Regions from separate parts of the Homo sapiens genome. Here region 1 is linked to region 2. A link is a loop called in an ENCODE intact Hi-C map of the cell type or tissue named here. Cell type or tissue: CD14-positive monocyte. All regions are shown on one strand. Region 1 overlaps FBXW11 (F-box and WD repeat domain containing 11). Region 2 overlaps EFCAB9 (EF-hand calcium binding domain 9).

Evidence for each region. Peaks named below come from ENCODE experiments on the same cell type or tissue, not always from the same donor. Only the 100,000 strongest peaks of a DNase experiment are listed, where the experiment ranks them.
Region 1: a loop joins it to region 2, with 5 times the contacts of the local background. A loop is called at or near these places in 47 of 110 quality-filtered maps.

The regions. Positions count from the first base shown.
Region 1 is chr5:171,924,671-171,929,670 of GRCh38, reverse strand. All of the region lies in intron 2 of FBXW11 (F-box and WD repeat domain containing 11), which reads left to right. Among named protein-coding and RNA genes, the nearest start is that of FBXW11, 79 kb to the left of the region's middle. RefSeq lists an enhancer at 3,410-3,469. In CD14-positive monocyte, a CTCF peak has its summit at 2,141 (motif pointing right); no DNase peak of the experiment used is centred here.
Region 2 is chr5:172,194,772-172,199,771 of GRCh38, reverse strand. It overlaps EFCAB9 (EF-hand calcium binding domain 9), which reads right to left. Exons shown (of 4, transcript NM_001171183.2): 2 at 241-389. Among named protein-coding and RNA genes, the nearest start is that of EFCAB9, 3.1 kb to the right of the region's middle. In CD14-positive monocyte, no CTCF peak of the experiment used is centred here; no DNase peak of the experiment used is centred here; H3K27ac peaks cover 298 bases.

The DNA of each region.
Region 1 (5,000 bases), 270 kb after region 2:
ACCACATTAGCCAGGATGGTCTCGATCTCCTGACCTCGTGATCTGCCCACCTCGGCCTCCCAAAGTGCTAGGATTACAGGCCTGAGCCACCACGCCCGGCCATCCCATCACTTTTATTTTGTAGATTCAGCAGGATTTTCTAGTTAGACAGTCATACCATCTACATTCTTTTTGTTATTTATGTTTTTATTTCTTTTTCTTGCTCTGTTGCATTGACTATAGTGAAACTTGTGATTTTCAATTTCAAGTTCACGAATTTTCAATTTTTTAAATTATTGATTGGTTTATTATTATTTTTTTTTGAGACAGGTCTCACTCTGTCACCCAGGCTGTAGTGCAGTGGTGCGATCTTGGCTCACTGTAACCTCCTCCTTGAGGGTTCAAGTGATTCTTGTGCCTCAGCTCCTGAGTAGCTGGAATTAGAGGCGCGTGCCACCACACTGGCTCATTTTTTAAATATTTTTAGTAGAGATGGGGTTTTACCATGTTGCCAGGCTGGTCTTGAACTCCTGACCTCAAATGATCCACCCACCTTGGCCTCCTAAAGTGCTGGGATTACAGACTTGAGCCACTGCCCAGCCTATTTTTTATTTTTTTTTTAGATGGAGCTTGCTCTGTCACCCAGGCTGGAGTGCAGTGGCACGACCTCAGCTCACTGCAGCCTCCATCTCCCAGGTTCAAGTGATTCTCCTGCCTCTGCTTCCCAAGTAGCTGGGATTACAGGCACATGCCACTATGCCCAGCTAATTTTTGTATTTTTAGTAGAGACGGGGGTTGACTGCATTGGCCAGGCTGGTCTTGAACTCCTGACCTCAAGTGATCTGCCTGCCTTGGCCTCCCAAAGTGCTGGGATTACAGGTGTGAGCCACTGTGCCCGGCTCAAATTCACAAATTTGAATTCACACTAGAAGTGTGAATGGATATTCTAGCTTTGTCCTTCAGGACAAGGGGAAAATGTTCCATCTTTAAACATTAAGTATGATGATGTTTCATTATATGACCTTTATCATATTGAGGAAGTTATCTGAGTGTTTTTAAGCATGAATAGATGTTGAATATTGTCAAATGCTTGAAATGCACCGATTACAATCTTCCATTCTGTCCCGTTGGTCTATACATATGTCTTCATGCTAGTTCCACAGTTTTGGTTACAATAGCTTTGTAGTAAATTTTGAAACCAGCTTTTCAAAGCTGATTGAAGTCCAGTTTAATTCTTGTGTTTCAAGATTATGTTGTCTGTTCTGAGTCCCTTGAGATTGCTAATGAATTTTATGGTTGATTTTGCTACTTACGCAAAAAACATCGTTGGGTTTTTTTAGGGATTGCATTAAATCTGTAGATAGTTTTGGGTGGTACGAAGATCTTAATATTAAGTCTTGCAATCCATGAACATGAATTGTGTTTTCTATTATTTGTCTCTTTGATTTTTTCTGCAATATTTTATACTTTTCAGTTAGTCATATTTTCTATAAATTTAAAGAAAAGAAATTAATGTATATGCACTCTCATTTTTACTATTTTTCTTTTCAGTTATGTCTTCATTCCTTTACTATATCCAATTTTTCTTTTCTTTTTGTCTGAAGAACTTTAACGTTTCTTGTAGTGAAGGTTTGAGAATTAGATCAGAGTCCTGGAAGCCAAGTGAATGAAGTATATCAAGAAGATGGAAGTGCTCAACCTTGCTGATCGGTGAAGAAATAGGAGGAATAAGAATTGACCCTTAGATTTAATAACTTGTAGTATGAAGTCTTTTCTGATGAAAACAAATGATTATTAGTCAAGGAATTCGCAAAGGAAATTCAGTTCAGCCATCCTTTTGGATCTCATGGATTTCTAAATTTGACCAAGAGGTAATTGTCAGAGTAGGCATGAAGGTTCATTACAGTGTTGTGTTTAATAGTAAAAAATGTAATGTTTGTTACTACTTGTATTGAGTAAGGAAATTATGGGATGAAGTGAACTGTAGCCCTTAAAAATGAAAACGTAGAACTACAATGATGTGGAAAGATGTGCATGACACATGGAAAAAACAGTTAACCGAAGAGCATGTTTTAAACAATTTTCACTTACATATATGCAGTTTTCAGTCTGTGTACCAAAATGGTCCAGTGGTCATCCCTAGGTGGCAGTATTTTGGTTGATTTTTCCTTTTTAAAAAAACTTCATTTGTGTATTTTCTTTTGTGATGTGCCTGTGGAAGTCTTTTGCTCATTTAAAAATTTAGTATGTGTGTGATTGTGATTCTTCCTTGGTTTGAAGTGAGTTAAAAAAAATTCTGTGTGTATTGCCACTCTTTTCTTGCTCTGTAAGTTGCCTTTTTTCTTCTACATCTAGTTCCTTTGAAAGAATTGAGGTATATTGTGGTATATTTTGCATATCACAAAACTAATCCACATATGTAGTCCAGTGATGCATCATCACCATAAATCAGTTTTCAAGCATTTTCAATCTCTGAATGTTTTCAATGAACAGAAATTATTTTAATATAGTCTGATTTATTACATTGTTCTTTGTGGTTAGCAGTTGTGTATTGTTTAAAAAAGTTTTGCCTATTCCCAGGTCTTGAGGATGTCCTATGGCTTCTTCTAAAAGCTTTACTGCTTTGTCTTTTACACTTAGATCTTCAGTCTATCTAGAATGGATTTTTTTTTGTATTTCTTTGTATGCATGTGAGAGGGTAGGGCCCAAAATATGTTAAGAATATCTAGTTGATAGAGTCTTTTATTTAAAAGACCATTCTTTTCCCACTGCACTGAAGTGTGTAGCTAATATTTATCAATAGATATTTATTATACCTCTGTACTTAAGTAGTATGCTGGGAATTATTCTAAGTGCTAAGGATACAGATTGAATAATACAACCAAATATCTCTGCCTTATGGAAGTTAAATTTGACTAAAGGAGCCTCTATTAGTCTGTTCTCACACTGCTATAAAGAAATACCTGAGATTGGGTAATTGATAAGGAAATGGGGTTTAATTGGCTCATGGTTCTGCAGGCTATATAGGAAGCATGGCAGCGTCTGCTTGGCTTCAATTATGGCAGAAGGCGAAGGGGAAGCGGGCACTTCGTGTGGCCGGAGCAGGAGGAAGAGAGAGTGGTGAGGTGCTACTTTTAAACAATCAGGTCTCGTGAGAACTCACTCACTCATGCCACGACAGCACCAAGGGGGTTGGTGTTAAACCATGAGAAACCGCTCCCATGATTCAGTCACCTCCCACCAGGCCTCACCTTCAACAATGGGGATTACAATTTGACAAGAGGTTTGGGTGGGGACACAGATGCAAACTGTGTCAGAGCCCTGCTTGGGTGCCAGGATTATCTCTTAAAATTTTCTCACTTACTCTGCCAGGGAGGCCCTGTTTTCACCTCAGTTTTGTGGATGAGGACATAGGCACAGAGAGGTCAAGTGGAATACAGCACTGCTGGACCTTTCAGTAAGAGTTTCTGTTTCCCTAGACCACAGCATATATATCTGGGGTCTTGGTGTGAATCTTTTACTTACTTTTAAAGTTTAACTTCAAAATCACTTTTCCTTGCTGTTAAAAAGATACGTGTGTACTTTAAGGAAAATTTAGGTAGGATAAGTAAGCAAAAATCAAATAAAAATTACAGAGATAATATTGTAAGCACATGGTTGCTTTTGTAAATAGTAAAATAAATTTTATTTGTAAAGATGAGATTGTACAGATATATTGTGACTTGCTTTTTTCCCACTTAAAATAGTTTAGGCCTTTTCCCCTATCATTGTTCTTCTAAAATAGTGTTTCCCTGACTTTGGGCAGTTTGAGTACAAACCTCACAATTTTTGACATGTCTGCACACCATTTGTTCTTTTACCTGCTGACCATGTTTTAAAAATCTACTTTGTAAAGTAAATCAGAAAAGGGAACTGTAATCACTACATGACTGGAAAATCAGTGGTGCTTACTGGCGTAGATTAGTGTAAAAGTAAATACCATTAAAAAACCCCAACCTGGGCAACATACTGAGATCTTGTCTCCATAAAAGAAAAATAAAAAAATTAGCCAGGCACGGTGGCATGCACCTGTGGTCCCAGCTACTTGGGAGGCTGAGGCTGGAAGATTGCTTGAGCTCAGGAGACTGAGGCTGTAGTGAACCATGATCATGCCACTGCACTATAGCCTGAGTGACAGGACAAGACTTTGTCTCAAACAAAATAAAACAAAACGAAAAACCAAAAACCCATATGACGTTTTAGCCAGATACTGTTTTTTTTGTTTGTTTGTTTGTTTGTTTTTTACAGAAAATTGAACAGTAGCCTGGCTCTTTTTGTTAAAAACAGGTGATGGCAGATATTAGAGAGGTGTGAAAATATCTTTTGATGAAATTAGAATTGAAAGCAAACTGAAAAGGTAGTAACTTTTAGTATGGGATTTATTATACTCTGCTAACCTTTAGCAGGGTTTTTCAGGGGTTTTCAATGTAAGAAATGAAATTTATGTTTATACCTAGTGTGTGTGTGGTAATTTTTATATATATGCATGTGATGCAGGATGTTTTCTGTGCTGCTTCGCCAGCTGGAGACTTTGCAGCTGGCAGTGCCCCTGCCCAGGGCCGCGCTCCGCCCTGGGCTTGCTGTTGGAGGTATCTTGCCCACTTGGCCTGGTGGGCTGCTCTTAGCGCCCTGGCCCTGATCCCGCACTCAGTCTGTGCCGGGGCCAGGCGTGCTGTAGCCTGCTTCTGCCTTGGGCACCGGCATCTAGACAAGGGGGAATGCGGTGGCACTTGAAACTTTTGGAGACACCAGCATCCGCGTGACCCCAAAGAGGGTGTTACAGCATGTCGCAACTCTGGCTCTGGGAGTGGCGAGGTCTGGGGCCCCAGAAGGGTTGTAGCTCTTCTCTCCTCTCTGCAGCACTACCAATCAGCGGGGGTGGGGGGGTGGGACGTGTTTCAGCCCACTTATGTTACAGCTCATTTAATCCTGTCGCCCTGCTCTGGCCCACGGCTCCTGGGCTGGCCTGGCCCCGTGGCTGC
Region 2 (5,000 bases):
GGATGCGATGGGCCACATCTGTCCTTTACGAGGGTGGGCAGAGTAGGAGGGCGGCCAAGAGGCTGGGGCTGCCTCAGGGAGAAGCTGTTGAAAAACCTGAACCATTCGGGAACCAAAACTCATTTTCCCCACCACCCATCTTTTCTTCCTCTTTTTAGTGAAAGGAGGAAAACTTCTGATGCATTCCTAATTCAGTGCTCCCATTAGCAAGAGGATGGCAGCAGCCGCGCGGCTACTTGCCTGGTGGGCCAGCAGCATGCACACCAGCATGTAGAACTTCTCAAAGTCGATCTCGCCCACAGCGTTCCAGTCCAGCATGTCAAACACAATGTTGATCTGTGCCTTTTTCAAGTCAGTCACATGATGAAGGAAGTGATAGAACAGCACATCTGTTAAGGTGGGCAGGTGAGGAGATGTGTTATTTGGATATAGTTCCAAAATGCTAAACAGCTAGAAGCCATGTAAATGGTAGTGATGTTGGAAGCTTATTGATCTAGGAAGAATGATGATAATATTTTGTTTCTGGCTTTGCCACTGTACTTTCTATAGTTCCTGAAACCTTCGTCGCCCTTGAGCTTGTGGAAAAGCACTGGACCTGGAGTTGTGGAGAATGAGATCGTGGACAGGGCTTGGCTCCTGCCCCCAGCTCACACACTCCATGGAGCAGACAGATATGTACACAGCACTGATAAAAGGCAAGGCGCTAACATATAAAATGGGCACAAAGTGCTCCTTATGTATGAAAGGAGAGCTTAATTCTCACTGGGGACTGAGAACACTTTCTTGGAGATGCTGACATTTTTCCTTTGCCTTTCCCTTGAGATAATTAAAATGAGGAATACAAAATCATTCCCCTTCGGCCAGGCACAGTAGCTCATGCCTGTAATCCCAGCAGTTTGGGAGGCCAAGGCGGGCAAATCACGAGGTCAGGAGTTTGAGACCAGCCTAGCCAATATGGTGAAACCCTGTCTCTACTAAAAATACAAAAATTAGCCAGGCGTGGTGGCACACACCTGTAGTCCCAGCTACTTGGAAGGCTGAGGCAGAGAATTGCTTGAACCCGGGAGGCGGAGGTTGCAGTGAGCCAAGATCGTGCTGCTGCACTCCAGCCTGGGCGACAGACCAAGACTCCGTCTCAAAAACAACAACAACAAAAGTCATTCCCCGTCTATAAACGCCTTGATGTGCCTCATGCTTGTATAAAGCAAATGCATCTGGCTGTAGGGGGAAGGGACCAAACCTTATTTACCACCTTATGTGTTAGGCACTTTATTTTTTATTTATTTTTTGGCTGGAGTGCAATGGCACATTCACAGCTCACTGCAGACTCAACCTCCCAGGCTCAAATGATCCTCCCACCCCAGCCTCCCAAGTAGCTGGGACCACAGGTGCATGCCACCATGTCCAGGTAATTTTTTAATTTTTTGTAGAGATGGGGTCTCCTTATGTTGCCCAGACTCGTCTCGAACTCCTGGGCTCAAGCAATCCACCTGCCTCTGCCTCCCAAACTGCTGAGATTATAGGTGTGAGCCAGTGCACCCAGCCATGTTAGGCACTTTAAATGCCACATTTCACTAAATCCTGACAACCCTACAGAGAAAGTGGCATCATGCTGAGAGGTGAAGTCAGCTGGACTTCCTGGGTCGAGTGGGGACTTGGAGAACTTTTCTGTCTTGCAAGAGGATTTTAAAAACACACAATCAGCACTCTGTGTCTAGCTAAAGAATTGTAAATGCACGAATCAGCACTCTGTAAAAACACACCAATGAGTGCTCTAGGTCTAGCTAAAGGATTGTAAATGCACCAATCAGCACTCTGTGTCTAACTAAAGGATTGTAAATGCAGCAATCAGCACTCTGTAAAATGGAGCAATCAGCACTCTGTTAAATGGACCAATCAGCAGGACGTGGGCAGGGACAAATAAGGGAATAAAAGCTGGCCACCCCAGGCAGCAGCGGCAACCTGCTTGGGTCCCCTTTCATGCTGTAGGAGCTTTGTTCTTTTACTCTTCACAATAAATCTTGATGCTGCTTACTCTTTGGGTCTGTGCCACCTTTAAGAGCTGTAACACTCACCGCGAGGGTCTGTGGCTTTATCTTGAAGTCAGGGAGACCACGAACCCACCAGAAGGAACCAACACCAGACACAATACCCTTTATAGTAAGTCTCAGATATCAATTAGTCTATATTAGCATTTCTCAAACTGTAATGGGGATACCAGTCACTTGAGGGATATTATAAAACTACAGATTCTGATTCAAGAAATCTGGCATGGAACTTGAGACTGCCCATTTCTCCAAGCTCCTAGGTGATGTGGCTGTGGCTAATCTGAGGACCACACATTGAGCAGCAAAGGTGTGCCTCACGTTGGGCGCGGTGGCTCATGCCTGTAATCCTAGCACTTTGGGAGGCTGAGGCAGGCGGATTACCTGAGGTCACGAGTTCGAGATCAGCCTGACCAACATGGAGAAAACCCGTCTCTACTAAAAATACAAAATTAGCTGGGCATGGTGGCGCATGCCTGTAATCCCAGCTACTCGGGAGGCTGAGGCAGGAGAATTGTTTGAACCCGGGAGGCAGAGGTTGTGGTGAGCCAAGATTGTGCCATTGCACTCCAGCCTGGGCAACAAAAGTGAAACTCTGTTTAAAAAAAAAAAAAAAAAGTTGTGCCTCACATAGCAAGTGGCAGAGCTGGGGTTCGAGTGTGGATTTCCCTCACCGTGGTGTTTTTTTCCATGGTGAAACTCTATCTTTTGTGCATTAGTTAATGCATATTTAATCATACACATTCAGAAGAAAAAATACTGAAAAACTCTTTAAAGAACTGGGAAGTTTTTTGTTGTTTTCTTTTTTGTTGTTTTCATTTTCAAGATCTTGTTGCAAACCAAGTACAGAGAAGTTTTTTGCCTGCCACTCATTAATCATGAATAAAATATGAAAAAAACAAGCATGGCAATACACTTACACAGTGGTGTGTGGCTGTCTACAGTTGTATGTACAAATTACAGTAACAAGGGATTTTTACGTTTATCTACATGTGTTTCCCCTTACTCACTGATGACAGAAACTCTCTCCTGCATAAGAAATGGCTCCAGTGGGCAGGTGCGGTGGGTCACACCTGTAATCCCAACACTTTGGGAGGCCGAGGCAGGAGGATGACCTGAGGTCACGAGTTCAAGACCAGCCTGACCAACATGGAGAAACCTCGTCTCTACTAAAAATACAAAATTAGCCGGACGTAGTGGTGCATGCCTGTAATCCCAGCTACTAGGGAGGAGAATCGCTTGAACCCAGGAGGCGGAGGTTACAGTGAGCCAAGATGGCGCCACTGCACTCCAGCCTGAGCAACAAGAGTGAAACTCCGTCTCAAAAAAAAAAAAAAGAAATGTCTCCACTGAATAGGTAAAACGTATCTGTGTAATGTGGAGTCCCAGCTGAAGCCAGCTAAAAGCACAGCAAATTAGTAGTCACAATGTCATGATTTGGGGGCTTCTGACCGCCTCTTGATGTTCCTTCTCCACGCCTCTCTGGATATGAGCACCTGGAAACAACACACCATATATATGCACAGTGATGTTTGTGTAGTTGCTGCTTGAGAAATGTTTCCATGTGCAACTTAGTAATTACTTAACAAAGACTGTTTTGAGGCCGGGTGTGATAGCTCACGCCTGTAATCCCAGCACTTTGGGAGGCTGAGGTGGGCGGATCACTTGAGGTCAGGAGTTCGAGACTAGCCTGGCCAACAGAGACTAGCCTGGCCAACATAGTGAAACCCCGCCCGTCTTTACTAAGAATACAGAAATTAGCGGGTGTGGTGGTGCACAGCTGTAGTCCCAGCTACTCAGGAGGCTGAGGCAGGAGAATCACTTGAACCCGGGAGGTGGAGGTTGCAATGAGCCAAGATTGGGCCACTGCACTTCTGGGCGACAGAGCGAGACTCCGTCCCAATAAATAAATAAATAAATAAATAAAAGACTGTTTTGAAACCGGTGGACTCTGGCTCACCCAAGTCTCCAAAACCTTAAGTCATTCCCCCACAGGAAGGCAAACATTAAGGCTGTGCCTTCACCCTTCCAGGTCACTCTCCAGTCCCTCTGTGACCAGAAGACATGAGCATGGCGTTACCTCCTGGGTACTGCATCAGCAGGGAGGTTACCAGGGAGCTTAAACTCCTCAAGCATCCCAGAGAGACTCAGCATGGGCTTTGCAGGCAGAGAGCCCTGCGTTTCCATCTCAGCCTTTTATTTACAACTAGGTCCCCTGCAGCTGCCTTATCTAGGGCAGGGTTATTGCGAAGATTTGGCAATGCACTGTACATAAATCTCTATGTAAAGAGAGAAAGAAGGTGTTCTTTTTTAATTGTTTTTAAAAATTGAATGAACTCCTTAAAATCATGACGGAGGAACCCCTTACTCACGGATGACATTTCTCTCTCTGAGGTCAGAACGAGTGAATGGATAGGATACCTTATTTCTACTCAGTCCTAAAAATAACCTCAAGTGTTTAATTGGACTTCTATTAGTTTGTGAACTCAACAAGCATGGCTGAGATCTGCAGCTTTTATATTTATTTATTTATTTATTTATTTTTATTTATTTATTTATTTATTTATTTATTTTTGGTCATTCACAAGTACCAATAAGTAGAAGGGATCCTGCAGCTCATCAGATTCAAACTTCCCACATGACAGATAAATCTTGCTGAGGGGTCTCCAGAGTTAATGCCTGAGTGGGGCTCAGCTCCCAAGAATAATAATTACAATAATAACAAACACTTATTAAGTCCTTACGATGTGTCAGACACTGTGCTAAGCATTTGCCATACTCTCATTATCTTTTTTTTTTCCAACTATGAGATGGACTCCATTATGAGAAGCCTCACCTCTAGATGAGGAAAATGAGACTTAGAGAGGGCGATGACGTGTTATCCACATCACCAAGGAATAATGGGTGTGGAGCCAGGATTCCACCAGAGTCTGCAATTTTCTCCTCCCGGCTGAA